2 separate regions of the Mus musculus genome follow, and region 1 is linked to region 2. A link is a loop called in an ENCODE intact Hi-C map of the cell type or tissue named here. Cell type or tissue: left cerebral cortex. All regions are shown on one strand. Each heading gives the region's core, and the rest is flanking DNA. Links, peaks and the distances in the headings are about the cores only. Region 1 holds the start of Pcdh7 (protocadherin 7). Region 2 overlaps Pcdh7 (protocadherin 7).

Region 1 (15,976 bases), core at 2,944-10,943, 99 kb after region 2:
AAATGGTTTTCTAGTGAAGATACGTATAACAGTACCCATGACAAGAACATATAGCTGTCCTCACCATTGTGCTTAGTGTAAAATACTGTCAGTTTTTTTTTTTTGGGAGGGGCTATACTAATCAAAACCACATTAGCTCTGTTTCATCTACATCATCAATTGCTACCTTTCGTGAGATATAAAATTATGAATTTTAACTAAAATCAATAAGTTTGGAATTTTAAATTCCACGAAAGCCCTAGAGCTGAGGCCAAAATTATGCTACATGTAAAAAGGTCTATCTTTATAGTCAAATATATTAGAAAGACATACGTAAACCAAAACAGATTCTTGTCACTGCTGCATTCTACATAGAGAGACTGACTGACATTCAAAAGATGTTTTGCCTCTAAAAGTGGTTTAATGAGGACCCTTGGACTCTGGTCTATGCCATATCTCTAATTCTGTGAACATAGTCAGACTACCTTTTTATGCTAGCTTCTCGAGTTCCTCCTCTATAAATAGAGAATTGCTAAGATGGTACCTTCTCATTCTAAATTGTGATGTCTTTCATGGTTTTAGGTATAGGCATTAAGCTGTTGACTAGTATGCTTTACACATCAGTGTATGAACATCAGCACAAGATAAAGCCCTAGTGGCCACACAGTTGCTACAGAAGAATGTGTGCTTGAGTGTAAAAAAAAGGAGAAAGCTCATGACACAAAGAAATTGTGGAAACTTTATAGATTTGTTATCATTAATCACTCACATCAACTAATCATTAATTGATTCATTTGTTTACAATCAAATTTGGAGACCATAACTTGTTCTATGGGAACTTCCCTTTAAAGTTGCATATCAACTGTGGACCACATAACTGAATGAAGATTTCCATATGCCTTACTCCTTCAAAAACTCAGGTAATATTGCTTAGCAGATGTCCCTCTCCTATTAGTTATGAAGCACTTGCCCAGAATACTAAGCCAAATGTAAAAGAAAGATATGCGTATTTGCTGGGCTTCAGGAAAGAGTCCTTAGTTATAACCAGGTGAACTGCCTTGCAAGCGTTCTCCTGAAGAATGAGTCAGGATGCTGTGTAGAGCTGGCATCACTTTGCAGATATGTTACTGCTGAAATATATGTGCTAATGCACAAGCAGGTTGACGCTTAATTTTCATAAAATGGAGCACTCTGATACTAACAGAAAGGTACCCATTTGCTTCCAAAATCACAGTCATGTTTTTATAAAAGTTCACTTGTACTATTTTAATTAAGTGTATAATGAACATTGACCAAAATTTTATTAATTAGGGAGAACATTATTCAGACTAAATCAGCAGTTCCTTACAGAAGGAAAACTGTCAATGGAGTTAACAAGATTTTTTTTTATCCCTGAGTACATTGTGATCAGCTCAAAATGAATTTTAAAATAAATGTTTATTCAAACCCAAATATGAAAATTACCTTACATTTCATTCATGAAATACTATAAAACATTTTTATGTATAAAGTCATTATCTTTTAAAAAAGAAAGAAAGAAAGAAAGAAAGAAAGAAAGAAAGAAAGAAAGGAAGGAAGGAAGAAAGCACATCAAATGATAAATTCAATAGGATTTGAGAATAGCGGGATAACTGAAACTCTACATTTCTAGTGCATTAATTGTTGGGACTTTTGAAGTTTTATTGAAATTATTCAGCACAAATTTAAAAAGATAAATGAAATCCATTTCTTTCTTTTTTCTTTCTTAAATAAATCAGATGCACGGTTGTCCCTTTACATCACAAGATTACAAGCCACCAAGTTTGCCAAGCAACTAAAGAACTAAATGCAAGAGAGACAGTCTCAGAAGTGCTGTGGATGAGTTTCATGACGCACAAGTAAACATCAGGTATTGGATGGCAAAGACTTTTGCTTGCAATGCAAAGGCCTGAACTATGAAAAGCTAGGTTCCACCCCCCTCAGTTTTCCAATGTGTGAGTTTGAGAAATAATTTCATCCACTGTCCAACACACAGCCAGAGTTTGTCCAAGTAATAATAGATATCTGAAGTGTTCCTAGAGTCTGTGAAACCAGCTCAAAAAGGAAGGAGAAGGGAAAGAGAGTATAAGTTCTATTTATAAATTTTCAATTCTGGTGAGGTGTTGGCTCATTGTAGCCCCTAATACCACTTAAGAGAAACACTTAAAACTCTCATGCAGAAAAGACTGAAAGAAAGGTCACTTTCATTGTTTCAGTATAAATAAAGGAGTATCATAAGATAGTTCAGAGAAATTATAAATAAAATAAAGGCATTCTAGCAAATGAAATTTCACATTTTAAATGGATCCCTAAGAAATTTAAAAAGTGCAAGTCTCAAGTCTAATAAACTGAATGACTGGAAGTCTCAAATTTTAGATAAATTCATCTTTCAAAGAGGGAAACAGCAAAATCCTGTGTGCTAATAAACAAAATTTAATGAAAGCAAACATGGCTTCATTCTATGAACACTAAATCTTTTTTAAGAGTGTAAATAGAAACGTAACTATGTATGATACAAACAAAAGTCCAGACAAAGTGGACTGTATTCCTGTCCGATGATGCAGAATGTAACTTTGAAATGGATCTATTGTCCCCTGAGAGCAATATCGAGCAGATGAAACTATCAATTACTACCATTAATTACATTAGGGGGAATGTGTTTCATTTGCCTTTATTTTATTGTAGGTCAGCTATTTGCTTGTGGTTAAAACTTTATACATCTTTGGAATATCTAATGGCCTGCAAGTTTTCCAAAGTCACCTTTAGCAAGCTGAGTGATTCATTCCACTCACTGTGTGGCTTTCCTTTTTTGGTAAATGGACTTTGCTTAATTGAAAGACAAGTACCATACATTAGTTAATGTATGAGCGCATCTCTTTGCTTTTCAAATGGCATGCCAGTTGTCTTGACATTAAGTGCTTTTAAATTTCAAGAATGTAGTGCTGCCCCCCAAAGTGAGTCAAACTCAGCTTAAGTGAAACCACACTCCTCGTGTTTGGATACACTATTTGTAAATTTGCCATTTTATAGACCCATTCAAAAGCATACAATTAAGAAACTTGGAATGCAAATCTCACTGTCATGGGGCAAAACCACTATTAGCATGGTGACAGGATGCAAATAGTCTGTATAAAGCCATCTTCCATTATGCTGTACTTAGGTTATTGTTTTCTAAGGAAATTCTAAGACCTCAGGTGTATATAAGTATATGAAATGTAATGTTGTATATAAATAACATGAAAAAATGCTGTATGTTTCATTAGAGTCTTTCTTATTTACAAAACTGATGAAGATATTAAACACCAGGCCAAAACACATTGCTTTTAACTCCAGGCAAAGCAAAAACACAACAGAAATAAACTCTCCACAATATCAAATAGTGATTTCAAGTAAATAAATTATTCAAGCTTACATGCATCCAAAGATCTACTTTCAAAAGCTATTTCATACATAGTAGGTCAAATCTATATTTTTTTTACTGCTTTTAATAAGGTATTTTAGTAGAGTATTTTTTTAAAAGTATATTACTTCTGCTCCTTCTTATTATCCAAAATAAATGCTATAAAATAAAATGCTAAATGTAGAAAATATTTTAATATTTAATAATACTGAAAGCTATGAAATATTAATATTTATTCTCTATTACACATTGAATGAGACTATATAAGAACTTTCTCTTTCACCTCAATTCTCCTCGGATGACACATTCTACATGTAAAACATATCTGGCAGACAAACCTCCATATTACAGCATTTAACAAGTCATAAATGTAATTCTTAACGTCAATTTTTGTAGTAAAACACATGATGCTTTTTCTCTTTGCAGTGTTCTGGCCAGCAGCTCAGCACTTTCCTAAAGGATTTATTTGCTGTGATTTGCTATGTGACAAAGTTTGGTGGGCATAAAAAGTAAACTTCTTCATAATGCATACCACACAAGCAAACTATAAAAATAAATCTGATATAGTCAGAAGTTCCCCTCAACTATATATATATATGTTTTCCACATTACACCTGGAGACAGCTATGTCAAATAACACACAAAAGTAACACAAAATTTTTCTTTTTTTCTAGTAATTCCCAAAACATCCACAAATACCTTCTACTAAGTACAACTTAATTTTGTTTACAAGCTTTGGAATATTGAATATGAAGAATTCAGGTGCTGATTGCATATCCACATAGGAGCCTAATCATTATGAATAAATGTTGTTATAGATACAAAGTATTAAAAATGCAATTATGCATGGCACTTGCTTATCATTAAGCATTTTCAAGCCACTATTTCCATCCAATCAAATGACTTCGGTAGGATTTCAAGACTTTTGCCTTGGCTCTGCATTTCTTTGAATCAGTGTCTGCTGACTTGTAAAAGCCGGCATGATTCATGACATAGTTAAAACTTTTCAGTGCCCAATTAGAATGGGCATCAGTTGTAACTCTAGAAAATTTTCACTTAGAATGCTCCCAAAGAGATATACATATTTACATAAAAACACATGAATTAAGACTGTCAAGTGCTAGGAGAAGCACAAAACACTACCTTTCCCTTAGATTCCATGTAAACCCAAAGTTTAGTTTCAAAAACAAACAAACAAACAGACAAGAAACCAGGAACACATCTCTATCCTATAAGGCCTCTGGTACATCAGTGGCATATAAATGCATGCCAATCTAGTTTTCAAATGAGAAGAACCCTTATACAGGAAAGACACAACTTCATAGAAGCTGCTCTGTCTCTGAGTGATCAGCCCTCTCTGGGGTATGTAAACACATCTGGGATCTATCTTACCTGTTTGCTGTACTTGTTACTTGTTTGACAGCTGTACTCGGAGCAGTGATCTGATCCAATTGAAATGTTGTCTCCTGCTCCCACAAATGTGTTGGCTGGTGGTAGATCTTGTACAGCTTGATGTTTTTTCCCTGCAGTTGGTGACTGGGGGTGAAGCTGGACAGTAGGCAATGGGGAACTGGATTTGTAATGCCTTGCCAGGTCGGGACTGCCAGGCCCACCATTAACAGATCGGTATCGGCCCATGCTTGGGCTGTCTGACAGCTTCTCATTGACACTATCATACCTCTGTCCATTTGGTTTAGAAGCTTCGACAGTGACGATACTGCTGTAGAGTGGCTGCTTAGATTTTTTGTTTTTCTTGTCCTTTTTAGGCTTTTTAGATTTGTCATGCTGCTGGGGTGTAAAAAAGTCCTCATGGTCTTTTTTGCCAGCTTCGTAGCCATTTTTATTTTTGGACCTGCAGTATCTTGCCATCATGACAATTAAAATGATTAGAATCACTGTCATAATGCCAGCAACCACCCCAATGACAATACTAAGTCTCTGTTTGCTAATTTCATAGCTTGGGTCACCAGCTATATCCTGGGTGAGTGGGGTATGCAAACTTCGGACTATCTGAGAGTCAATTACAGTTGCATTGGAAACACTTTCATTGACAAATACATGCACCAAAGTCGTAGTGGACTGGGAAGGCTGGCCACTGTCATTCACTTGCACAACCAGCCTGTGCAAGCCATAATGCTTCTGGGTGAGTTTCCCCACTAAGGAAACCACACCACTGGTGGAATCAATCTCAAACAGCTTGAAAGGATTCCCTCCCACAATGCTGTAGTTCAAGTCCGCATTGATGCCATCATCACTGTCTGTCGCTAACACTGTAGCTACTACTGTCCTGACATTACTTGAAGGTGGCAGCAACGTGTAGGAAATGTTTCTGGGAAGGGTAACTGTGGGAGCGTTGTCATTTTCATCCATCACAAAGAGAGAGACTGTGGCTGTGGCCGACCTGGGAGGATCTCCCCCATCCACAGCCTTCACTCTGAAAGTGTACGTAGTCTGATGTTCCCTGTCAAAAGACATTGTGGAGTAAATGGTCCCTGTGTCATTTTCAATAGAAAAAATGTTACTGTTCTCCTCTATGTACAGGCTCATCTCTGCATTCCGTCCCTTGTCAGCATCCATCACGGTGACCATCCCCACAGGGCTGTTGGGTTGTAAGTTTTCCTTCACATAAAAGGTAAAGACATCTTGCATAAACTTAGGGTCGTTGTCGTTTTTATCAGCCACCTGTACAATCACCGTGGTGCTGCCTTGCAGCACTGGGATGCCTTTGTCTTTGGCATTAACTTTAAACTCATACCTGTCAGTCTGCTCCCGGTCCAGTACTGTATTGACCAGGATGTCTCCAGAATCGGGATCGATGGCAAAAGTCCCCATCACTGAGGAGTCCAGTGAATAGGCGATCTCTGCATTCTTCCCGCTGTCAGCATCTGTCGCCAGCACTGTGGCTACCCTCTCCCCGGGAATGTTGTTCTCTGGAAAGTAAACCTCAACCACAGACTGGCCAAAGACAGGAGGGTTGTCATTAGTGTCTCCCACCTTGACCACCAAGGAATTGTTGCTGGAGAGGCTGGGACTGCCAGAGTCCACAGCTACTATGACCACGTTGAACTCCCGGGTGGTCTCATAGTCTAGTGGGGCTGATGTGTGCAGGAAGTACTTTTTCTTGTTTTGATCGCCTTCTGTGTCGCTGGCTGGCTTAAGCTGGAAAGGAACGTCTCCCACTACGGTACAGGTGACTACCCCGTTCTCGCCTTGGTCACGGTCGGACACCTGAACCAGGGCGATGGGGGTGTCCACCAGGACATCTTCGGCTACGTTGGCCACCCCGTCCTTAAGTGGGATGCGCCCTATCTTGCGAATTTCGATGGAGGGAACGTTGTCGTTCTCGTCTTTGATGTTGAGGACTACGGTGGCCTTATCAGTCTTGGGGGGCTGCCCGCGGTCACGGGCCATTACTGTGAATCTCAACTGGTTCACTTCCTCGCGGTCGATCCGGTGTAAGACACTGAGCCAGCCCGACGTTTCATCCAGGCGCAGTAGCCGTCTTACCGACTCGGTGGCAGCCCCAAATACATACTCGATCTGTCCATTGACCCCTACATCCAAATCGGTGGCGCGCAACTGTAGGATGGGGGTGCCCGGAGCGCTGTTCTCAGCCAGGTCAGCCTCATACACGCTCTTCTCGAAGCGGGGGCTGTTGTCATTCACGTCGGTGATGAGCACCCGCAAGATGGCCTGCGAAGACCGAGGTGGGTCGCCCCCATCGCGCACTCGGAGGGTCAGCTCATAGGAATCTCTCTGCTCCCGGTCCAGCGCCCCCTTCACGATCAGCTGCGGTTGTTTCTCGCCGTCTGGAGTGTCTGCCACCTGAAGCTCAAACACACTGCTTCGGCCACTAGGACTCGTCCCGCCGCCACCCTCAGGCGCGTCCAGCCGCCGCTTGGAGCCTCCAGAGCCGCCGCCGCTCGCGCTGTTCCCGCCGCCCCCTGGGTAGGGGGCGCTGTCCGCCGGCCCCAAGCGCCTTCCCTCGCCGCTGCCGCCGCCACCCCCGGGCTCCTGGAGCAGCTCGTAGCGTTCGATGCCATTGCGACCAAAGTCACGATCGGTGGCCGTGGGCAGCAGGTAGAGCGTGCCTACAGGCCGGTTCTCCTCCACCGTGAGCGTGAGCACCGGCGACGGGAAGGTGGGCGTGTTATCGTTGATGTCCAGCACGATGACCCGACCCTCAAACAGGTCCACCCAGCTCTGTGAGGGCCCTATCACCGACACCTCGAAGTCCAGGAAACATTCGTTCTCGTCGAAGATCATCTGACATTGGGGCAGCTTTTCTCGGTCGATGCGCCGCTCACTGGTGCTCAGCTCGCCGGTGAGGTTGTCAATCTTCAGATACTCAGAACCAGACTCAAGGCTGAAAGTCACCTCGCCGGAGCCGGTCACGATGCCCAGGTCCGAGGCCACATTGCCGATCCGCACGTCGGCGGGGCCCTCCTCGGCCAGCCGGTACCGGAGCAGCTGCTTGGCGGCGGCCAGGCTGAAGCAGAGCGGCAGAAGGAGACAACAGCCCAAGCACCAGCCGCGCGCCCATCCCGTGGTCCGCATCCTCAGCATCTTCTCTTGCTGCTGCTGCTACTGCTCCTTCTAACCACAACCCCCCTCGGCACCCCCCTCCTCCGGGGCTGGCCGCCTGCCCTCCCCTCGGTCCTCCTCTCCGGGAAAGGAAGAAACGAGAGGGAGGGGAGGGAGGGGGCCAGAGTAGCGCGTAGAGTCGGCCGATGGGAGGGGGGCAGCTAGAGATGCTTCTTTTTTTCTCCTCCTGCTTCTTCCGAAAGTTATTGTTTCATAATTCATGCAATGGGTGCTAATCGCCCGCTCGCCGGCCACCGTTTACTCGCAGTACTCACAGTTCACGGGACACTGCGCGCCACGGGCTCGGTGCCCCCACAAAGTCATCCCCGCAGTGGGAAGATACTGAGATCCAGTCTCCAAGCCCTGGGAAGGGGCCGGAACCGCTTCTGCAAGAGGGCGGCGGAGCCTGGTAGCGGACTAGAACAAACCTGCAGCCTTCCCCGCCTGACAGCAGCGTTAGTCCTTACTGCTACTCGAGTTAAGTCCAATTCACGTTCCAGCTACTCACTCTAGACCCAGGCTCTGTTTAGGCTCCCGAGGTCCAGACAAACCTGAACCGCTTCCTGCTTCAGGCTCTGGGGCGAGCAACAAGCCAGTCTTAACTCTGACTCCTCTTAAGCAGCCGGGAAGCCACTCAACATATCTTGAATGAAAAATTCCACGGCAGGTCGCTTCGGGCAAGGTGCAGCGAAAAGACGCCTCGCGTCACAGCTCGGTCCGCGACCGGGTGCTCCCGGCGCGCCAAAGAGCAGCCCGAGCCATCTTCAGAGACGCCCAGAGTCGGTCGCTTCTCACCCCGAAGAGCTCCGGTTTCTCTTTTTTTCTTAACAACTCTGCGCAAGGTCATTAGTCACGAAGCCGCCGCCTGAAACCGCAGCAACCATTCGCCCGCGGGGGCGAGAGCCGAACCGTGCGCACCGCGCGGTGCCCAAGTTTGGATTCTCAGCCGCAGAGTCCGTGCCTTCCCTCACCTGCATTCGGCCCGCGTGTTGGAGCAGTGGGATCTGCAGCGCTGTGCGCGATTCAGGGAGGAGATTGCAGCCTCTCTCTCTCTCCCCGCTCTCTCTCGATCCCTCCCCTCCCTCCCTCCTTCTCTTTCTCTCCTCCCTCCTCTTCTCTCTCCTCCCTCCTCTCCTTTCCCCTTTCCCCCCCTCTCTCACTCTCTCCAGCACAGTCTCTCAGCTTCTTCCAGTCTCAATGCGGGGAACTCGAGCTGAACTTGATCCCTTTGCAGTTCAAAGGTGAGCAAGCCTGGCTCCGTGCATCCGCGCGACACTGGCCCGGTGAAAGCTCACGACCGGGCACTCCTAACGGCAATTAACAAAGATGCCCAATTCTGTCCGGATTTCCAAAGAAAAGCCAAAGCCACTGGGGCGGGGGTGGAGGGGGAGGTGGAGTCAAACAGAGCTGCCAAGTAGCTTAAAAAAAAAAAATCTAGTTTGCCAAAGGGAGAAAAAGTGCCAGTCGGCTGTTGTCTCGGAAGTGCCCTGGCGCGGCGGGTGAATTCCGCAGTTGTCTCGTCCGCTTTCGCGTCTAGCAGAGTCTGGTGCGCGCGCTCCCGCCGCCTCTCTGGCTGTGGCTGTTCCGAGACACCGAATCGCTCCGGGGAAGCTCCTACTCTCGCTACCCACTAGCCGGAAACCCGCAAGTTTGCATAAACTGGTGGTTGTTGCGGAAAGCCCGCGGGCTCCGGAGTCAGACTTGACTCCGACGCTGCAGCGGCGGCGGCGGTATCCGAAACTACACAGTTGCAGAGAACCAGGGAGGAGGGCCCAGGGAAGGGAGGCGGGAGGAAGGACTAGCCAGCCGCGGCGCTCACCGAAGCCAGGCTTCGCTTCGTGGGGCCGACTGAGAACTGCCCAATCTCAGCCCCGATAAGCCAAAGTCTAGTCTCCTTAGGCAGTTTGGGTGGGGGTGGGGTGATTCTTTTTCCCCCTCTAGGGCTGGTAGACTAAACCCGGCTGCGTGGGTAAGAGCTGAAGTGAGGGTGTTAGTATACCTTCCTCCCACGTCTACCCTCAGACGATGCCCCCCTCCCGCCCCAACTCCCACCCGCAACGTGTCTTCGTTTCGCAATTTAGCATCTGGGTTAGTGAATTGCTACTGGTAGGCTGAGGTCGATGTCTGAGTTCCGAAAGCCAAGCTTGTGTTCTGCCAAACCGTGACGGGCTGCAGTAGTGAAGAGAGAGCATCAAACTCCAACGAGAGCCAGAGAGGATCCTTTTTTGGAGCCCAGACTTTGGAGGTCTGGGTTGGGGAGGGGAGAATGCCTGCCTTTGTTTAAATGCTTGGAATTCCTGTCATCCGGCTCTCACTGGGGATAGACCGTGTGTGCACGCGCCTGGGGAATAAAACACATGCTAGAAGCCTGGGTATTATTTTCTAAGCAGAGCCTGCAGCTTTTAGTAACCGGCAAAGTGTAGCGTCACCTATCTGGATATAAGGGAAATAAACTTTAATGGCAACTTTGTGTACCGAGTATGCTTAACCTCTTTTCTCTCCTTTTGACTTTGTGCCTCGTGATCCTCCCTGCCATTCCCGGGCGTGAGGCTTCCCCGGTTCTCACTCATGACCACCGCAGTCTGCCAAGTCAGATCTCAGGGCTGGTGGTGTATTTCGAACCGAAGCCCACTTCTCATGTATTTCACACTGTCAAAATAAAGACCCTCTACCGAAAGATTAAGAAAAGACGAAGGTAGTAGGTGGAGTTTGTGTCGGGTCCTTACTATCTCGGAGAATGTTGCTAGGAATTTAAGGGTTCCTTTAAAGACGAATTTGCATGCCCGATCTAATGCTCACGGAATCAATTTTACTCTGAGACCAGAGGAGGCAGAATGACTTAAATAAGTCAAACACCAATAAAGTCTAGGAGCAAAGGAAGCGCGCGGTTGTTTGGAGGAGCGCGGCGAGGAGTGTGTTTGGGGGCGGGGGAGCGACAGTGGTTTCCAAAAGCTCTCCCAGGAGGGGCGGGGGTGGAAGCGCGGAGGACGGAACCGTGAGTAGTATGTGCCAGGAGCTAACGAATATTTCCCTGTCCCATAAAGCAGCATCTTTCCGGGAGGGGTGGCTCCTCCTCCTCGGCGAGAACGGCCTTCCCCGTAACCCTCCGGCCGCCGCCACCAGAGCTCTCAGCTCTGTATCTGCAGCATCAGCGAGAAAAGCCTGGCGCGCAGGCTCAGTGCGCACCGCCGCAGTCTGAAGGAGGGGGCTGGCGCCGCAGCGCCTCAGCGGCCGACGAAGTGGCAGTAACGCGATGTCCCCCTCACATTTGGAAGAATAGAGGTTTATCTGAATGCCAGCTTTCTCCCGATCCAGACTGGAATGGGAAGGGGGACGTCACCTCCACTGCGAGGCTTTGCGCTGTGCATTCCGATGCGTGGTAGTGTGGCACTCACTCCCCTCATCGCCTTACTAGAATTTTGCAAACTTCAAGCAATCGTGTGGGCAGAAAGACATTATGCACTCCCTCTTCCCTTGTCAGACCATAAACTTGAATAACCCTCCTCTGCCTCTTCAAGCATTTTCCCGCCGCTCTTGACAAGGGTGGAGGGAGGGACTGCGTGGTCTACTCTTGCCTAGAGTTTGCATATATTTCCTCCCCACGACGATTAGGGGACAGGGGTGCAGCGCGTCCTTCACACTGTAGTGGTTTCCTCTGAGAGAGGGAGGTAACCTCCTCTCGCCCTCCCCACTTATCCCCACCGACTCTGCCGCGGAGCCAAGCCAGCGTGGGAAATGGGTCCGACGTGTGTTGCATGGATAGCAGCGCGGCCAGGCTGCTGTTGGGCCGGGAAACCTTGCTCTGCTCCCTCCCCCACCAGTCGCCAGCTCCGACCTTTCCGCCAGAGAAGTGGCAGCTCCTTTGCCGCCTCCCCCTCCCCCAGCGGTTCCTGTGGACGAGAATGGAATGGGCGGGAAGAGGGTAAAGGGGGGTAAAGTGGGGTAAAGGGAGGTAAAGGGGGTGACACCCTCCTAGCGCCCTTGCGGCGGCCGTTGCTCCCAATCCTCTTCCGCCCCCTGTCTGGGCGCTCACACCACTGCTGTAGCCTCCAGCCCGTGTGCAGGGTGAATGAAGGCGAGCAGTAGTCCCGTCCCCCCCCCCCCCCCGCCCCATTTCCGCAGTCTTAGAGCTAGTGTCACAAGTGCTCAGCAATTTCATTAAATGGAACCCAGGGACTTAATCCTCCCAGTAGCAGACCTCACCAGGGGAATGTGATATCCGGATTCGCTCCCACCCACAGACCCCACCCGGTCTCTCACACCCGAGGCTGCTTTTATCGTCTCAACCTGAGAGGCAAGGTTCACGAGGAAATGGGATCAAAAAGTGTAACCGGCTGCAAGAAATTAAAGAGGTTGCAGTTGCTTCTGCCGCCGCCGCGGCTTCTCTGGCAGACAAAACCGAAAAGGAGTAGTGTTCTAAAGACTGCCTTCATCAGTAACAGGACGTCATCATTTGGAGGGAGCAAAATGTTTTAGGGAAGATTGAAACGTTTACGATCTTTTCTTTGTTATTTAAAAGGAAATGCCCCGTGATAAGCATACATGTAAAATAAAGCAGACATAAAAATGAAATTAATTAAAATCCAGATATCCCATGCTAATATATGTCAAAGAAAAATCGGAGTGCTTTTCTTTGCCAAACACCGTCCTCCAAACTTAACAGTTCAAGTACTTTTTCAGTTAAGAACGTTGGTGACAGAGCAGGGTGGCAGGGATAGTATTTGGGGGTCCCTTAAGTGGCTTAAGCCTTTTAAAAATGAAGACTGGCAAAAAAAAGTAAGGACAACAAAGTTTTCAGTAAGGCTAAGAAGCAAGTGCCAGCGGCAGGGTTTCAGGGTCGGGAGTCTTTCATTTATAATAGACGCTCTATTATTCACAAGAATGCGAGAAAAAGGTTAAATACAGTAAACATGCTAGCCAGTCCTGGAGAGAAATATAAAGCACTAAGTACACGGGAAAGAGAGAAAGTGACTCAAGAACTCCACCAAGGGACAAACAGTGGAAATGACACCCGACATCTCCAAACGCAGTGACCTTTCATCTTTAAGGAAAGGTTTTCTTCCAGGCCCTCTTCCAGGTGCTGCGGGCTGTTCCTACGTCATCAGCGATTGTCCTAGCTACTTTTGGTAAATTTAATATGTCAGTCTTCTTTCTCAGTATTTATAAACACTTACCCATTAAGCATATACTTTTAAACAGCAGACATAACAATCTGTAAATGTCTAGTACCAAAAACAAAAGCAACAAACAAACAATCAGAAAAAAACGATTCGAGTTCTTGGGTAGAGACTTTTGGCTACATTTTTTTTTCAGCTTGAAATCCATGGTTGTAGTACTAAAGTGTGGGAGACTGAAATGGTTGAATAATTCATTGTGATAACAGCCTTTTGATGGACATTAAAACTCAGCAGTTTAAATAAGGAAACCACAGACTTCCTTTTAGGCAGGTAGCAACTGCTTCCATCAGTGGTTACTTAATTGGTCTCTAGCCAAGAAATAACATCTTCTCTGCTATTTAAATCTTGTATGTAAGCTATACATTACAGAAGTAAAAGAAAACAAGTTAGATGCTGCACAAAACTGATTCTTACAGCCTATTGGCTAACTGTAAAACACAGACACAAGGCCAGTGTGATACCATGTTTTCAAAGGTTAAAAAAAATATATCCTTGCAGATAAAATTTAGTTATATAAACATTAATTTGTAAACTATGTGATTTTTATATTTCATTAGAATGTTTTTAATTAAGGCATTTTATTAGATATTTTCTTCATTTACATTTCAAATGCTATCCCCCAAGCCCCCTATACTCTCCCCTACCCTGCTCCCCAACCCACCCACTCCCGCTTCCTGGCCCTGGCATTCCCCTGTACTGGGGCATATGATCTTCGCAATACCAAGTGCCTCTCCTCCCATTGATGACCGACTAGGCCATCCTCCGCTACATATGCAACTAGAGGCACAGCTCTGGGGGGTACTGGTTAGTTTATATTGTTGTTCCCCCTATAGGATTGCAGACCTCTTTATCTCCTTGGGTACTTTCTCTAGCTCCTTCATTGGGGGCTCTGTGTTTCATCCAATAGATGACTGTGAGCATCCACTTCTGTATTTGCCAGGCATTGGCATATCCTCACAAGAGAGAGCTATGTCAGGGTCCTGTCAGCAAAATCTTTCTGGTATATGCAATAGTGTCTGGGTTTGGTGGAATATGGGATGGAACTCAGGGTGGGGCAGTGTCTGTGTGGTCTTTCCTTCTGTCTCAGCTCTGAACTTTGTCTCTGTAACTCCTTCCATGGGTGTTTTGTTCCCCATTCTAAGAAGGAGCGAAGTATCCATCATTAGACTGTTTTTAAAATAATTTAAGAAACTTGATAGAAAAGATTTCTACTTTAAAATTGGCAAAGATTTATGGTTGGTTGTTTTTCCATTTATACCGTTTTAATTTGCCAAAAATATTCGATCTACACAGGTTTCCAACTTATGCGTCACATTAAAAAAGGTCCAACTAATTACACTGAGAGAGACATTGTGCCTTATTTACAACAATTTATGGGACATTTCAAATTTATAATTTTTTTCACACATTCTCAACAATCTGAATTTGGAAAGCCAAAGGGACTTTGCCAAATGTAGGCAAGCGTTTGGGGAAAGACTTTTGGCAGTTTAAAAGCAGTGCATTCTACTGAGCATCACTTGAAGCTATTACTTGTCAGTCACTATGGCAAATTTGAATGTGCCAGTGCAGCCTGCAGGATGAACTGGAGACATGTGCTATCTCTTCATTATAGATGCAGGATACTTCAGACATAACTGTAAGCAATTAACACTGATGAAAAAAAATATATATATAAAACATATATAAATAAACTATATAATATATAAATAAACTATATATATGTAATATATATATATATATATATATATATATATATATATATGATCTGAGGGGAGGAGGATCTCATTAAAATAACCCAAGTAAAGGTTGCATTAAAACAAATGACCATGCTTGAACAAGAAACCACTGAAAACTATGAATTAGCTCTAAAATGCTAACTCCATTCCTTATATTAATTTCCCACATTGTTTGGGTCAGAATTGTTTAAAACAATAATTGGTTACTTTAGCAATCATGAAATTTCCAACGATTATCATTGAGACTGTTCACTGACTTGCGCTCTAGTCTTAAGTTAAGCTACCAGTTCTGGGACCCCTGCAGGCAGGATGAATCTCTTTGCTAGCTTTGAGCCACTTGAGTGGAAGGGGAATTGAGTGGCTGGCTGAACTAAATAGCTTACCTCTCTGTAAGAAAAGCTGTTTACTAATCTCACTAGAACCAATATCCAGGGATCATCAATGAGTTTCAGACAGGCATGCTCTTTGGAAACCAGCACTATATTTTAGCTGCTTGTTTCAGTTCTCATCTAAAGACTCCTTCCAAATAAAGTGGATTAAAAAGATTTTATGAAGATTGACACCACAGGTTTCATCTGAGGAACCATATAAAACCTCAGTTATACTATTCGGTGATGGGTAGACATACAGTTCTATTTGCAAGATAACTTTTTCATAAAAGTGTTGACACACACACCTGATAGCTTTTTACATGGGCATTGTTAGCTATTTCTCTTATTTGGAAACGTTAAAGAGTTTAACACCCTGAACAAGGCTTTTAATAAAGTATTGCCAGATGACAGTGGGATATGAGTATAAAGAGAAGTCTTTATATTTGTGGTTCTGTCGTTGATTTCCTGTTTTGTGTGTGTAGCAAATTCTTAGTATTGTCTCCAACTGACTGGGGAAAAAAAGCAGAAACTCTGCCTATAATAGTGTTATAACTGTCACACAGCCTTATAAGATGCAAATGTGGGAATTCAGTTTGATTATTTAAGAAAACATTAGGTTTTTATTTTTTTCTATAAGTAAGTGATAGCAATGGTTAATAACGGATTTGGTTAGTAATAGTTTCTTTGGTCATCAATGTGCACCCAAATTCA
Region 2 (15,976 bases), core at 2,932-10,931:
ATGCTTTTGCCCAGACTTGCTGACAATCCTCAGGAAATGAAGCATATTGACTTGATGAAGTAGTTTCATCTTTTTTTTTTTTTTTTTTTTTTGGATATTTTATTTACATTTCAAATGTTATCCCCTTTCTCAGCTTTCTTCCCTCCTGAAAACACCCTATAACATCCTCCCTCCCCCTACTTCTTTTTTATTTATTTATTTATTTATTTATTTTTTGCAGCCTTGATAAGAGTCTTTATTCTTCGCTCTGAAATTTCACAAGCCAGGCCTCCATCTTCTGTACTGTTCTCAACATTATCTTCCAAGCTCCTACACAACATCTGACAGAGCTCTTAATGCTGAATGGATCTATATCTATATTTATATCTATATCTATATCTATATATATATATATATATATGTGTGTGTGTGTATATATATTTTTATTACGTATTTTCCTCAATTACATTTCCAATGCTATCCCAAAAGTCCCCCATACCCTCCCCCCCACTCCCCTACCCACCCATTCCCACTTTTTGGCCCTGGCGTTACCCTGTACTGGAGCATATAAAGTTTGCAAGTCCAATGGGCCTCTCTTTGCAGTGATGGCTGACTAGGCCATCTTTTGATACATATGCAGCTAGAGACAAGAGCTCTGGGGTACTGCTTACTTCATATTGTTGTTCCACCTATAGGGTTGCAGATCTCTTTAGCTCCTTGGATACTTTCTCTAGCTCCTCCATTGGGGGCCCTGTGATCCATCCAATAATTGACTGTGAGCATCCACTTCTGTGTTTGCTAGGCCCCGGCCTAGTCTCACAAGGGACAGCTATATCACCGTTCTTGCAACAAAGGCTTGCTAGTGTATGCAATGGTGTCATCGCTTGGAGGCTAATTATGGGATGGATCCCTGGATATGGCAGTCTCTAGATGGACCATCCTTTTGTCTCAGCTCCAAACTTTGTCTCTGTAACTCCTTCCATGGGTGATTGTTTCCAATTCTAAGAAGGGGCAAAGTGTCCACACAAAGTGTCCACAATAACATCCTCCCTCCCCCTACTTCTATGAGGGTGTTCCTCCACCGACCCAGCCACCCACCCACTCCCACCTCCCTGCCCTCAATTCCCCTACACTGGGGCATCTATCATAGGACCAAGGACCTCTCTGCCCATTGATGCATGACAAGGCCATCCTCTGCTACATATGCAGCTGGAGCCATCGGTCCTTCCATGTGTACTCTTTGGTTTGTGGTTTAGTCCCCGGGAGCTCTGGTGGTACTGGTTAGTTCATATTGTTGTTCCTCTTGTGGGGCTGCAAACCCCTTCAACTCTTTCAGTCCTTTCTCTAACTCCTCCATTGGGGACCCTGCACTCAGTCTAATAGTTGGCTGCGAACATCCACTTCTGTATTTGTCAAGCTCTTGAAGGGCCTCTCAGGAGACAGCCACATCAGACTCCTTTCAGCATGCACTTCTCAGCATCCACAATAGTGTCTGGGTCTAGTAACTGTATATGGGATGAATTCCCAGGTGTGACAGTTTCTGGGTGGCCTTTCCTTCAGTCTCTGCTCAACACTTTATCTCCATATTTGTTCCTGTGAGTATTTTTTTCTCCTTCTAAGGACTGAAGTACCCTCACTTTGTTCTTGCTTCTTTTTGACCTTCATGTAGTCTGTGAATTGTATCCTGGTTATTTGGAGCTTTTGGGCTAATATCACTTATCAGTGAGTGCATACCATGTGTATTCTTTTGAGATTGGGTAACTGTACTCAGGATGACATTTTCTAGTTCTATCCATTTGCCTAAGAATTTCATGAATTCATCTTATTTAACTGCTGAGTAGTACTCCATTGTGTAAATGTACTACATTTTCCGTATCCATTCCTCCTGTTGAAGGACATCTGGGTTCTTCCTAGCTCGTGGCTATTATAAGTAAGTTTGCTAAGAACTTAGTAGAGCATGTGTCCTTACTACATGTTGGAACATCTTCTGGGTATATGCCCAGGAGTGGTATAGATAGGTCATCAGATATTACTATGTCCAATTTTCCGAGGAACCACCAAAATGATTTCCAGGGTGGTTGTACCAGCTTGTAATCCCACCAGTAATGGAGGAGTGTTCCTCTTTCTCTACATTCTTGCCAACATCTGCTGTAATCTGCGTTTTTTATTTTAGTCATTCTGACTGGTGTCTGGTAGAATGTCAGGGTTGTTTTGATTTGCATTTCCCTGAAGACTAAGAATGTTGAACATTACTGTAGGTGCTTCTTGGCCATTCGACATTCCTCAGTTGAAAAGTCTTTGTTTAGCTCTGTACAGTTTGATGTAGCATTGATTTGTCTTAGGATTACTAAAGGCTCATGTACAGTACACAAAGGGAGGGAGAGAGAGAGACAGACAGACAGACAGACAGACAGACACAGAGAGAGAGACAGAGAGAGACAGAGGGAGACAGAGAGAGACAGAGAGACAGAGACAGAGAGAGACAGAGAAAGACAGAGACAGAGAGACAGAGAGACAGAGAGAGAGAGCTACTTAAAGAGAAAACCTATTGAAATTAAATAAAAATATACAGGAAAGTATAAATTAGACATGGCACTATATTACACAAAAATATAGCACCATTAATGGCCTCTTGGTTGATATCATAGGTTTTCAAAAGCAATAACAATTGAATTTCTTTTGAAGTGGACCTTATCTTCCAAGCTTCAACAATGAGGAAGCAAAAGAGAGATGTAAGAATGACTGGGTGGTCCTTCCTGGTATTTTACAGGACACATTTCCTATCTAGGCAACTAGCAGTACTGTGCTCCTTTGACAGGCTTGTCAGCACAGCACATCCATGTCTACCCAATGTTTGGGGATTCTGTGTGACAGGAGACTTTGCTCTCCTCATCCTGTTGACTTCTCCTTAACTTGTGAAGCCACTTGCCATCTGTTGACTGGAAGTGATAAAGTATTGCTGTGGAATTTTGACCTCTCATGCTATCTCCTTCCAAGTTTCTAACACATCTTATATAAACTTATGGTAACGTCCAAAGTCAATAGATCTCTGCCTGATATTCAGATAACTAAGCCTCCTGCAGTCCCAGAAACATACTTCAATATTTTTTTTTGGCCCATGCTTCTATTTCTTTAGAAACATCCAATCAAAATCACTTCAGTTTCTTCAAACCACATTTACATTCATTGCTTTTCCTTTTTCACTTAATAAAATCTTAAAGTTGGTAATTGTCTTAGTTTCATTTCTGTTGCTGTGATAAATCTGCTGTCAAAAGCAACTTGGAGGTGAAAATAATTTCCTTCACTTCTCAATTCCAGATTAGGGTCCATCATTGTGGAGAAATCAAGGAGGAAACTTCAAACAGCTAGTCACATTATAATTACAGTCAAGATCACAGAAAAATAAGCACACACATATTCAGTTGCCTACTGATGCTTAGGTGGATTTCTCTACTCTTTTATACTGATGGACCCATTTCCTAGTAAATGATTTGACTTGCATAGAGTTGCATGTTTCAATATTAATTAACTTAATTAAAGCAATCCCCCAGACCCACAGACCTGTATACTCACATAGATCTTGTATGATGCCTTTAAGTTGAATCGAATACAAAAATCTAACCATCATACCCAGACTTAAATACCTCTCTTCAGAAGGTAGACAAAGACCCCCAAATCAGGAAAAATAAAATCTCACTCCTTGGTTTCCTGACTATTGGAATTGCTTCCTCCTTAAACTGTGAAGTTCTTTCATGAAATTCGCCTTTGAATTGCAAAGTAACATTTCACCCCAGTGTTGGAGAAATTCAATATTTTTGATCCTTTTTAAATGGAAAATGTGCCCCTGAATGCTCTGTAGTATCTCTATAACTAGAAGTCTGCAGTTTTCCAGGAGAGCTGCAAATCAGATTTCAAGGCCTTGTTTTCTTAATTGAGACAGAGCACACGTACACGCTACGCTTGATGGATTATGATCGAGAAAGAAGATGATGCAGGCTTCTGAAACGATTATGAAGATGAACAACAAAAGGAAGTCTTCCCGAAGAAGGGGGCAGAAGAATGGCTTTTAGCAACGAGAAAAGAAAGTCCTGTGTTCATTGCAGGTTTTCAGAGAGACAGACAAGAGAACTAGCCCAAACATCCCTAAGGACTCACAAAAAAAAAAAAAAAAAAAAAAAAAAAAACCTCCTAACTCATAGGCCTCTGTATATTCTGAGTCTCTTACATTTGCTCAAGAATAAAAAGAAACTCTTTCTGCTGAGTAGAACAAGAAAAGAAACACTTTCAGAGTGAAATGTAAATGATAACCCTAAAATTAGAGAAATGCGAGATTCTGTTTGGGTTGAGTGCTTTTTGTTCTGCCGAGGCAGCATTCTCGGACCTGCACTGAGCTAGCCTAGCCCCCATCTAGAATAACTCCTGTCAGTTTTCCAACACATTTAAAGCCCCACATTCCAGTTTCTGATATTGTCAGTCTGATAAAAGCACAATGCTTCTTTCATATGACTTCCCGGGTCTTCTATCATACTCTGCTCTCTGCAAAGCGTCGCTTCACATAGTTGTTATTATAGAACTAGTACACACCGGTAGCGCCATATTAAAATTTTCAAGGACCTTAATTTAATCTCAGCAGTCTGTAGCTGTCACCAAGAAGGTAGCATCATACACTAAAATCATTTTGCACACCGTCAAAACAGGTCTAGCAGAAAGTGTTTAATTCTAGGTGATGGCTCCTGCACAGGCAGTAAAGGGCACTTCCTAACAAGGGCCTGCAGGATAGTAGTGGTGACGGCAAGCTCACCACAAAAGGCAAGCTCAGCAGATTTGCCAAAGCTAATAGAACCATTACCGCTACATGTCAAGCTATGAAAAATAGCAAAGGACAGGAGCATCAGAGTGAACGGGCCAAGGAGATAGCAACACCAACCGAAGACGATAAATCAGAATATCCAGTACAAACCTCCATCTTTCACGACCAGCAGAAAGCTACTCAGTCAGCCATGTTACCTACTCTATGAAATAAAAAATATTCTCAAGATCTCACATGGAAAAAGTTATCATGTCTTTGTTCATTTACAAATACTGTGATCTGTAAACAGACTTTGTTGTGTGAACATCTGCATCAAGATCAGGTCTAAGGAAGCTGATATTCTGAGATGTTATCACATTCAAGCAGACAGCTCTTATCTTATTTAATGCTTACTTTTCTTTTTTAACACTCTTATGTACAAAATTCAAACCCTTGTGAACGAAGAAAAGGATGGTGCATGAAAAACAAAATCCTGCTGCTTTTAAAAGGGAATTAACTCTACACATTATGTCTAAAAGCTAAGAGTCAAATGAGTTCAGGAGAAAAGCAGGAGGCAGTCAAGAAATAATTCTCAGGTCTGAAGATTTCATGTGGATTATCCTTCTCTCCCCAGCCTTCCCCACAGCTGAGTTCTGTATTAAAGGGCAGTTCCTCTTGTGCACTGACCACAAGAACTATGGATGCTTAAAAGCCTTGGACTTGAAATGCCCCACTTAAAAAAAAATACATATATGAATTTTTAATCTAAAGAGGTAGAGGCACAAAATAAGCAAACCAAGATGGATTCATAAAAATACACACAATATCCCCCTAGGAATGCAAAGCAGCTATTTAAGGCTTACAGTACCATTTAACAGCCAAAAAATAACAACACAAACAAAAGACGACAACGCCAACACCTGACCTTTTGCAGAGCTCACTGTTAGTCTGCACCAGGCTGTGGCTGTTTAATTCATCGCAATGCCAAACAAACAAAAAAAAAATGTTTTTTTTAGAGGTGGCATGTGGCTTTCCAAGCCCACCCTTCACCACCTTGTACTGTAAAACATTTATAGCACGCCGTCCTCCACTGGGCAAGGTTTTAAATTTACTAATTATTTTAAGTAAAATGTGGACCTAAATAATAGAAGAAGTCTGCAAATTAATGGAAAAGCAGGTGTGCTTTGCAAATGAATTTGCTGAAGGTAGGAGGGACTCCCATGACCTCACTGTCAAGGAGTTTAATTAATCATGCTTAAATGTGAGCAGCAGTGCTCAGGTTACATGTCTGAGCTTAAGGACTTACTCCTCTGCCATATCAGCCAATATCTGACATCCTGATCTGAGGGGACCACCAGTTACTGTGCTGCTATGTGACAGAGCTTACCTCAATTTATCTCACTTTTAATTCAACTGTTAATAAAACCTGAGTACCGAGAAACATCACTCAGAAGGTTCTGAATAGCGCCTCTGGGATACACATTTTATCCTTCCCACTGTTGCTATTCTTGCTACATCAGTATGCAGAAGTCATTTCAACTGAATATTCCTAGACACAATAAAACTGCATTCAGAAGGATGGGTTTGGGTTTAAATGAAAGTTTCTGATTCCAAAAACTCTTCTACCATGACTACAGCACCAAGGTACTTGAATATCTTAGATGTCTGAACCCAGGTCATATGTTACTGGGAATAACAAGGGAGGCTATGAAGGATAAGGATACTTCTTTGTCTTAGCAGAAGGCAAGTGCATCGGCAACAGAAGAAATCCATACATTCACTTCAGAATGGCCCACGGGGTAGGAAGTCTGCAGCACAGGGATTAAGCCAACTCTCACTTGAACCTGGAAAATGCCACAAGACCTAGCTTCATCTCAGAACCAGTTTATCATCCTTCATACTTGGAAACGATGTGCCAAGATAAAGACACACCAACTACCTGGAACTAACTGTGAAAGAGCACTTAGCATGTCTTCTCTGCACTCTGCATGTTACCTTACCTTCTGATAATCTCAAACTGCATATGCACATCCACACACAAACACAAGCACAGCGATAACTATGATACTGTCTTTAACAGGCAAGTTAAGTCAGAGAAGGTGCATCTCTCTTAGAATTGAAGGAGATGAACTCCAACTTCTCGGGGAAGACGAGGCAGGTGAAACGTGGGGTCCATCAGTCACATTGCTTCCACAGTCAGAAAGGAAACAGAGATGAATGTCAATGCATAGCTACTTGTCTCCTTCTTAAACAGCCATGGATCCCATTGCATGGGAGTGTGCCACATACCTCACCTAACCTACTTTAGAACAGCATTGTGATGGGCTCAAAAGCTTGTCTACAGCTATTCTAGAGTCTATCAAATTGATAATGTCAATCATCGAAGATAACCATTCAAAGTTTATATTGCTTTTCCTTGAAGGTGTTTTATACTCTTATAAATGTCTGCATATTTATTTATATAGCCTATGAATAAAAGAATCTCTTATTTAACCAATGTTTGGCAAACTATATAGAGTAGTCAGACACCAGAGTTATCTAGAGCCAATAAAAAGACTAAGCCAAGTGGTGGGGATTTAGCTTTTAGAAACAGGCACAATGCTGTGACTTACTGGATCCAAGCAACAAAGTTATTTAATCTCCTTAGCTTCAATTGCTTTATCTGTGACCTGGGAATTGCTACCTATTTTATATCTAGTTCAGTGATTCAGTATTTAGTACATCTATTGCTATATGATCAATGCTCAAGAAATGTTATATGTGGGAATGGTGTCACCATGTCAAGACACTACCAATTAGTCTGTGTTTGTTGTGGTGGCTCTTTTTACAATGTGTAAAAGGGTTGTAGCATATGGAGAACAGGGATAAATCTTGAGCTGAACATACCCTGCAATTTGACATGACACCCAGGTTGCTTCTCATTAGAGTTCACTTTTGTGAATGTTGCATTTTCTGCACATGTCACTTCTGGTAAGTTCTGGATCCTTGAAATTCTACAAATGTGCCCCTCCCCTGTTTGCTGTTAATGTATCTGTATGTTTTAAAGACAGATAGCATTTTATATGATGTATTGATTACAAACTAAAGAGTCTCAAAATCTATTAATTCCTTCAAATAATCTACTGTTGTTTATTTAACATATGGTTCCATTTTGGCACTGCAATGTACTGTTTCTCTTCCAAATAATGGGTTTCCATTTTTAGACTCATCTGAATATGATTTGTCATCTTTCACTTGTTGCTGCCCAGATGGTCTCCATGTGTAAGAGTTTGTCAAATACACTTCTCTTTGTTCAATCGGACCCTTTACAAATGGGTCAGATTTAAACAAACATGAAAAATCCATTCAGTTTAATACCATCTTTTAAAAATTTCTAGAGGGTGTTGAAATTTGTCTTCAAGTTTTAAAAATGTCTGAATCTAAACTATAAGAACAAAATAAACTAGGGTTATACCACTCTACTAGAGTTTTCATTCCCTGGTGAATCATTCTCTCTCTCTCTCTCTCTCTCTCTCTCTCTCTCTCTCTCTCTCTCACTCTCTCTCACACACACACACATGATTACGCTTTTATTATATTCTTTTACCGTGATTCAATTTTGAAAGTGATTAGATCACTTCCTATTTTTCTCTCTAAATGCTGTTTTATTTCTGTGATAATAAATTGATTTTTCTACCAAGCTATCTAAATTTTGAATTGAATAGCCTAAGATAATTATTTTGATTGATAAATTAAATGGACCTATTAAACCTTTAAGATCTAAACTGTGTTGGTTAATTGATTTATGAGAATTCAAGATTCAATAAATAAGAGCAATTCCTTAGTGAAGTTGATGCATTAGTGAGAAATATGTTATTAGGTGATTTTTATAATGGAGCATAGTCATATACACCTGGAAAACACTGTATAAAAAAAACTATACCTAGGTTATAGACTGTATAGTTTGGTATGTGTAGACCCTCCATCCCCCACAGACCAAAATGTCATGTAGCACATGAGTATACTTAGATCACTCTCTAAAAATCAGGACATGTTTAATATCTGCTACCCAAAGTCTTCAACAGGATTTATTCAGAAACCACAAGGCTATCACTTCTGAGCCATCTTTATCACACAAGACACCACACTCATCCACAACAAATCTCACCATCTATGTAGATAACTTTTTAGAAAAGTCACTTTTCAGAAGAGATAGGTTCCTTTATTAAGCCCAGGGAAAGAAGTTTATTCATAATATCTTGATAGAGGAAAATTCTACATATTCAAAACTATCTGATCAAAAGCTACTAAATAAATGACTTCATAACCAATTTTAACTTAATTATTCAAGAAACTATCATAACATAACACCCCCATCAAATTTAAGGCAGGGATAGACAATCTGAAGATGAGTCATTTAACTTGTCCTTAGCAAACGGCAACAGAGTCTATTTTTACTTATCTATTCAATTTCCCTTAACAATGTAAAATTCTTGTACAGGCACAAAGCCATCTGCATTTAATTAATCACACAATCCACCCAAACATTATCAGATCCCAGGAGAATGAAAAAGCATATTTATATATATAGTTAAATAGAGTCTTCATGTAATACATTTAAATCAGAGCACATCTAAATGATCCAGAAAAGACGGCAATGCTCTGCCTAGCCTGTTAAATCCATAATTGCAGGTCAGCAACAAATGTGAAGGCAAAGCCAAGTCAATGTTAATCCCTCTCATACAGAATTCCCTTCTTAGAAGACATTGCTTGCTTTGGAGGTCTCAGCTTGTAAAACAGAAAGATTTCAGAAGGCCTCACCCGTGGTCATGCACAGGATAGCTTTAAGAACTAGGAACACATCGCTCAGAATATATTCATCCATGTTGTGTACTGTGAGGTACAGTCCACCCACCTCTGTCTCACTCTGACAGAGGAAATGAAATCCACAAAAAGGTACCTTCCCCTTTTCAGGCAGGATATGATAATGCAAAAAAAAAAAAAAGTGGTCAATAATAGAAGCAATTAGAGTACAAATCAATCCGAGTAGGTTTTAAACCACAGGTGAAAGAAAAGGAGACAATTGAAAAGCTCAGGGTGGGGCTGTGTTTTGCAATCTTCCCTGCTGGTAATACGTTCCTTCTCCAGGTCTTGACATGTTTCTTAGTCATTGCCCCTTGAGGCTGGGTTTCCTGGGACCATGAAATCACATACACTAACAGCAAGAATGGCTACCCTGGAAACTTGTTCTAGATTCTCACGTAAAGTTTTCCAGTAAGAATGAACATGTCTGAAGTAAAGGAATCCCACAGCTGTTCCCTACATTTTTTATCAGTAAACACCTGAATTTTTAGTTTTGGTGGACAAATCTGTGCAAAATTATTTTGCCTGCATGGCTAAAGCTCCATATATAATAAATTATGATCATTGGAATTGAAAGGTCCTCATGAAATGGCTTTCCAGCTACACAAAAGGACCATCTGGCATTTGGAAGTGAAAAGCAACTGCATGCACAGGAGGAAGGTTTCATTCTGTTTGACCTGAAGTCTTCCTCTTGGATCCATTTGACAACTAGAGTATGGTAGCTGAGAAACAATAAAGAATTTCTCTGTTTAATTATTTAATTCAACAGAAAATCTCACCTTCACACAAATTAAATGAAGAAGTGAGAGAAAGGCAAATCAAATAAACAGTATCTCTCTCTCACTCTCTCTCTCAAAAGGGCGAGTACACGCGAACACACACACACACACACACACACACACACACACACACACACAGTGAAAGAGGGGGGAGCACACATTGTGCTTTCAAGTGCTGGAGTTAAGAGGAAGTGGACAAAGGAATAGGTCAGAGATATTACTTAAAAGTTAAATAGTTAGAGAACTATTTAACCGGGAGGAGCTTAAGAAGAAATAAAAGACAAAACAGATAGAAGCAATTGGAAATTCACAAGAAGCGTCTCAAAGGGCCAAGCAGGTGTAGACCCTGAGCTGGAGAAGATTTGGCCATGCTACACAAGCCAGGACGAGGCTTAATCTGGATGAGAGAGAAAATGTCACAGAGAGGAGTAGAGGTGTGAAACTCGGAGACCTGGAGGCTCTGGCTCTCCTAGAATTGAAATGGAAAGTCACAAGAAGCTTCTGAGTAAAGAAGTCATTTGAATTATGTTTTAAAAGAACACTGGCAATGAGTTTATAAATAGACTACTGTAGGGCACAGGGTTGAAAGCCGAGAGACCAATTACAATTAGATGTATTTAGGCACCATTTGCCAGACAATAAAAAGACAGTAGCATGCATGTCCTCCTCAAAAAAAAGTAAATAAATAAATGTCGACAAAGACAACACCCGCCCCAACAAAAATTCACCCCATTCTGAATAATGCACATTTCTGATCATTTAATTTTCCTGGATGATGAACCCTTATCTCAAAAGAAAAAAGTCAACGAGCGTGAAAATGAATGTCAGTCAACAGATTACTAAGGCCCCTATTCTTTCCTTAACTTCATCACTACTGAATTTTATCATTACTGCATACCCAAGTATAAACGATGTCGCTGATGAGGTTCTCTATATTTGAACAAAAGCAAAACACATCATCAAAACACTGATATCAACAATTGTCTCTTCCCTCATTCATCTTTAAGGAAAAGTTCACTGACTTTTTCCCTACTACCTCTTAATAGTGAAATTTTCCTCAAAGCCCCTGACAATCTATTTTAAAGAGCAGGTATACATTTTTACACCACAGACAGTGTTTGTAGTAGGTGTTCGGTCTTCCACTACCTAAATGCAGAGAGGAAATCATGTTTAAGTCTTTTTTCAGTTCTCATTTAAACGTGCACATAAAACTATGCACTTTCTGCTCCCCCACATCGAAGACAAGTAAAATAACTCTCGTTCTAAAGAATTGCCTAATGGTGAAAAGAATTACAATATAAATTTAATTTTTTAAAAAAAGCAATGTAATTAAAGAGGAAAGTCCTATCTTACATGTTTTAAAAGGTCAGTGTCAAAACTTGACATGAGAAAATGTGTTTCAAATTGCACCTTTAAAATTTAAATTCCTCTTTAAAGGAGTTCACTGCAGGAGAGCAATACTGCATGGGATTTAGAGCTGGAAATGCATTTTAGAGCAAAATAGGCCACTAGTGGCATTACACAAAAACTCCCTAGAACCAGGCATCATGAAAATTTCTTTAAATATATACAATGCGTTTTAAAATATCTGTGAAGTCTGTGACCAATTTTTACTAGTCATTTTTTTTTCTGAGTTTCCACTTACGAAGGGCAAAATGATATTTTTTTAAAAGGACCAATTCATCTATACAATTTAATTATTAATCAGGAAATTCATTAGAAGAATGGAGACTCTGTAAATCTAATCCACATTTGTTGATTTAATAAATGAGTTTACCTGTGTTGTTTCAAATCCTTGTCTGAAAATTCTGGTTCAGTAAGAGGCTGATTGGTACCTTATTCACTTCATTAATTTTATATAAACAAGTACATATGCAGTTAATTTGTGCACAGTTAGAATCATACATATAGCTAGTCTCCATCAGATTAATTATCATTGGGCTTTATTCTTTTTAATTAATATATCATTTATTTTGAGTTCATTAATAATTTTCAATATTTATGCTACCCACATAGATAATATAGGAAAGGGTCTTGCAGTGTTTTTTCATTCCTAGCATGTCATACAGAATATAGGGAAACAGATGCTCAATTCATGAGTCCTAATTAGCACATTTGCTTTAATAAAAATTACAGAGAAATTGAATCATTCATTTTATACCCTTATATTTATAAATAAGTTTGATGAGCTAGGAACATTTCACTAACTTTAAAGGAGATGTTTAAACTGGTAAATTATATAAAGTTTACTAAAGTATTTTAAGCTCCCGGCTCAACACCACCACCCCCCTCTCTTCTCTCTCTCTCTCAAAATAAAATAAACCTGAAAAAAAAAAAAGATTACCATGTCCACCAGTCCTCCTGCTTTCTATGTATGAGATGGATTTGTTTTTGAAGATTGCTAGTATCATGCACTGTAGCTATGTTCAGTGGTTCTCTACAGTCTCAGAAAAAAAATGATTTGTAAAGCTTTCAGCAGGAAGTAGCAACAAACTAGACTCTCTGATTGAGTTACATATCTCCCCAGATGTGCTCACCAACAGAAGCCTGATATATCTTCATAACGCTTAGAATTAGGTTTCCTACTTTTCCTAATTAAAGGCCTGATTATATTTATGACACTTAGAGGATTCAATATGTGCATGTTTATGCACTTGAAAAATTAAATTCATCAGCTCACCTACTACTCACTACATATTTTATAATAACAAGAAGAAGGGAAGTAGCCAAACATATTCTCAGAAAAGGAATTAGATGAATGATGTTGCCTCTTTATTACATGAGGGAAGTGGGAGGGTGAAAGGATTAAAGGATTTAAAACATGGGAAGACTACACACTCTGTTACATACTGATTAAGGCCTAGATGGAATGAGAGCAACCTCACAGAATAAAATGTACATTTCTTTTACCCTTTAATTTTATGGAAATAGTCTAAAAGAAGCCCATCCTTACAAATTGTATTACTCCTAACTGTCAAGTGTGGCCTTCAAATGTATTCCACAAAGAGTAAATGAGTAAATGATGACATATAATCAAGTTAAGAATTTATACTCTAATTAGGGTATTTAATTAAGGCCAAGTAAGGTTCTGAGACTCCAAATACTAAAATCATGTTACATATAATTTTGAAATTTTTACATTTCTAGGTGATAGTTTCAAGGTGTGTGAGGAAAGGAAGGTAGAATTAAGCCATATAGCATTTACTTAACATAATCAGACTCTAGTTTTGATCTCCAACACAGAACAGAGAAAATGTATGAAGAACAGCAAAACATTGACAATGAAATAATCATAAAGTCACAGTAATTAAGAGGTGACGATTACACTGACTAAAGACAGTCCCCAAGCCAGGCGTGGTGGTGCACATCTTTAATCCCAGCACTTGGGAGGCAGAGGCAGGAGGATTTCTGAGTTCAAGGCCAGCCTGGTCTACAGAGTGAGTTCCAGGACAGCCAGGACTACACAGAGAAACCCTGTCTCGAAAAAAAAACAAAAAACAAAAAACAAAAACAAACAAACAAAGAAACCCCCCCAAAAAAACCAGCCCCCCAAACAACAGAGCCTTATACGCTGCCTCTACATATACTGCATAGATCAAAATACTGACCCATTGCAATGTCCAATTCAATCCATTTTTTTTTCCTTTTAAAATAAGGGCAATTCAGTTGTAATGCTTTACTTCTCCAACACGTCCAAAGCTCAAGACCTGAGAAGACATTTCTGCAGGTTACATATTTCCCCACCAAGGACCAGTGTCCAGATTCCACAAGAATTACCCATATGAATGCTTAGTGGGCAAGTGGAGCAATCATATGAGCTCTGGATTAAACTGCAAGATCCTGTCTCAAAGAAGAAAATAGAGAGCAATCAAAGAAGACTCCCATTGTAAGCCTGTACACATGTACATGAACCCTCTTCAACACATTCAAACATACACCATAAACACATGAACAGGGAGAGAGACAAGGGGGGAAGGGAGAGAGAGAATGGGGAAGGAGCGGAGAGGGGGGAGAGAGTGAGCTTCACTTTCTTACTTGAAAAGATATACATTTCTAATGAGATAACATCACTTTGTCAGTTGAGCTTTGATACAGATGGTGTTTCAGACATCCTTGAATTACTCTACTCTAAGTTCCAAAAGTCTGGACCTTAGCTTTGTTCTCATCCTCTTCCTATAGAAATGCCACTAGTTGCAGGTACAGCTCATGTATTCTAAATCCTTTAGAACTTCTTCCAGCCTTCACCTCCTAATTAGGACCATATAACAACTCACAAAGGCCCTTAGCTGACTTGCTTTTGTGAGACAATATAGTCCTCAAAAACACTACAAAATATATTTTACATCTGGTTTGCTGCAAGGATGAATTGATAACTTGTATATACCAAACCTACTTTGCTCAAAATGCTCTTGCTTTAAATTTAAGAAGAGCAAAATCTATCATGTGTATTAAGGGTCTTTTTCTGTCTCTGCCTACTGGAACAGTCATCCTGCCCCCAGAACACCCTCCAGCATCAAGGTCAAGTGGAACTAATGTTCATTATTTCATATATTGTTGTTATCTAGTAGAGTGCAAGGTAAAGAGCTGGCCCTAATCTGTTTTTGTTGACTGTTCCTTTGACAGGTAATTGATATTTTGCCCTCCTCTGTTTGTTATTAGAGCCAAGAGGCCAAGTCTTGTTTACTTTTCTACATCCAGGGATGCATGGATAAGTTGGTTTGTAATAAATATCTATTGGATTGAAATGAATAAAACTGTACTTATTTTTGCACAACTCAAAACAGATGTTGTGGACTTGACATTCCAGAGAAAGCAATCCTAGCATTGAGGGTACTGTGTCCTTCTACATGAGGTGGAGGACTGAAGCGTCTCTTTTTACTTAAATATCTCCAGATGTCTGAATCTCATTTTGATGTGAAAGTGATTAACTGTTGGAAATGCTTCATAATAGTGTCTCATTACACAGGGTCATTAGATTTTATGATCTGTTTCCTCATATTGCCAGAGAACTTTTCAATTTTTGTCTGTTAAAAATTTAGGTATATACATCAATAGTAAAGTTCTTTAAGTATAGCAAAGAACTGATATTGAATCTACACTCAGCGATAACAGTGTGCACTCAGGAGAATGAGAACAATCCACAGCATCAATGAAGAGGAAAGAGAAGGAAGGAGAGGAGCAAGGGAGGAAGAAAGAGAGTAGACACATAAGAGAAGAAAGATATGAGAAAATAAGCACCCTAGAAGATTACATTACTTGTTTATTGTAATTCCTGAATTTTAATATGATGAAAATGTCTTTTTACAGTTTGTGGCGATGGATATAAAGGCATAAGATAAACAAAGAACTTCTGTGCAAGGCATAATAAAAATGTATATTAAATTGCTATTAGGTAAAGTTATTCTTGTCCCTGTTAATGGTTTCTGAAGTACTTAGCCCTAAACACTTGGGTGTTGAAGGTTTGGGCCCCACTTGGTAACAATATTGAGAGGTGATTGGATTGGAAAGGAACTACCTTTATCAATGGATCAATCAAATACTGTTTGTAGTGAACAGTTTTGTGATGTGTGTGCCTTTAAAGGGTATA

What was found. Hi-C counts contacts between places; a loop is a spot of excess contacts. Peaks named below come from ENCODE experiments on the same cell type or tissue, not always from the same donor. Only the 100,000 strongest peaks of a DNase experiment are listed, where the experiment ranks them.
Region 1: it touches region 2 in a loop (2.3-fold over the local background); 4 of 42 quality-filtered maps call a loop at or near these places.

What each region holds. Positions count from the first base shown.
Region 1 is chr5:57,711,092-57,727,067 of GRCm38, reverse strand. It overlaps Pcdh7 (protocadherin 7), which reads right to left and starts at 8,987. Exons shown (of 3, transcript NM_001122758.2): 1 at 4,790-8,987. The coding sequence starts at 7,963. 4932441J04Rik (RIKEN cDNA 4932441J04 gene) reads left to right here and starts at 9,149. Exons shown (of 5, transcript NR_015588.2): 1 at 9,149-9,222. In left cerebral cortex, for the core only: CTCF peaks have their summits at 7,347 and 10,403; DNase peaks (open chromatin) are centred at 9,048, 9,539, 9,708, 10,324 and 10 more places; H3K4me3 peaks cover 8,000 bases; H3K27ac peaks cover 5,349 bases.
Region 2 is chr5:57,810,073-57,826,048 of GRCm38, reverse strand. All of the region lies in intron 1 of Pcdh7 (protocadherin 7), which reads right to left. Among named protein-coding and RNA genes, the nearest start is that of Pcdh7, 100 kb to the right of the region's middle. In left cerebral cortex, for the core only: no CTCF peak of the experiment used is centred there; DNase peaks (open chromatin) are centred at 4,413 and 6,241; H3K27ac peaks cover 1,649 bases.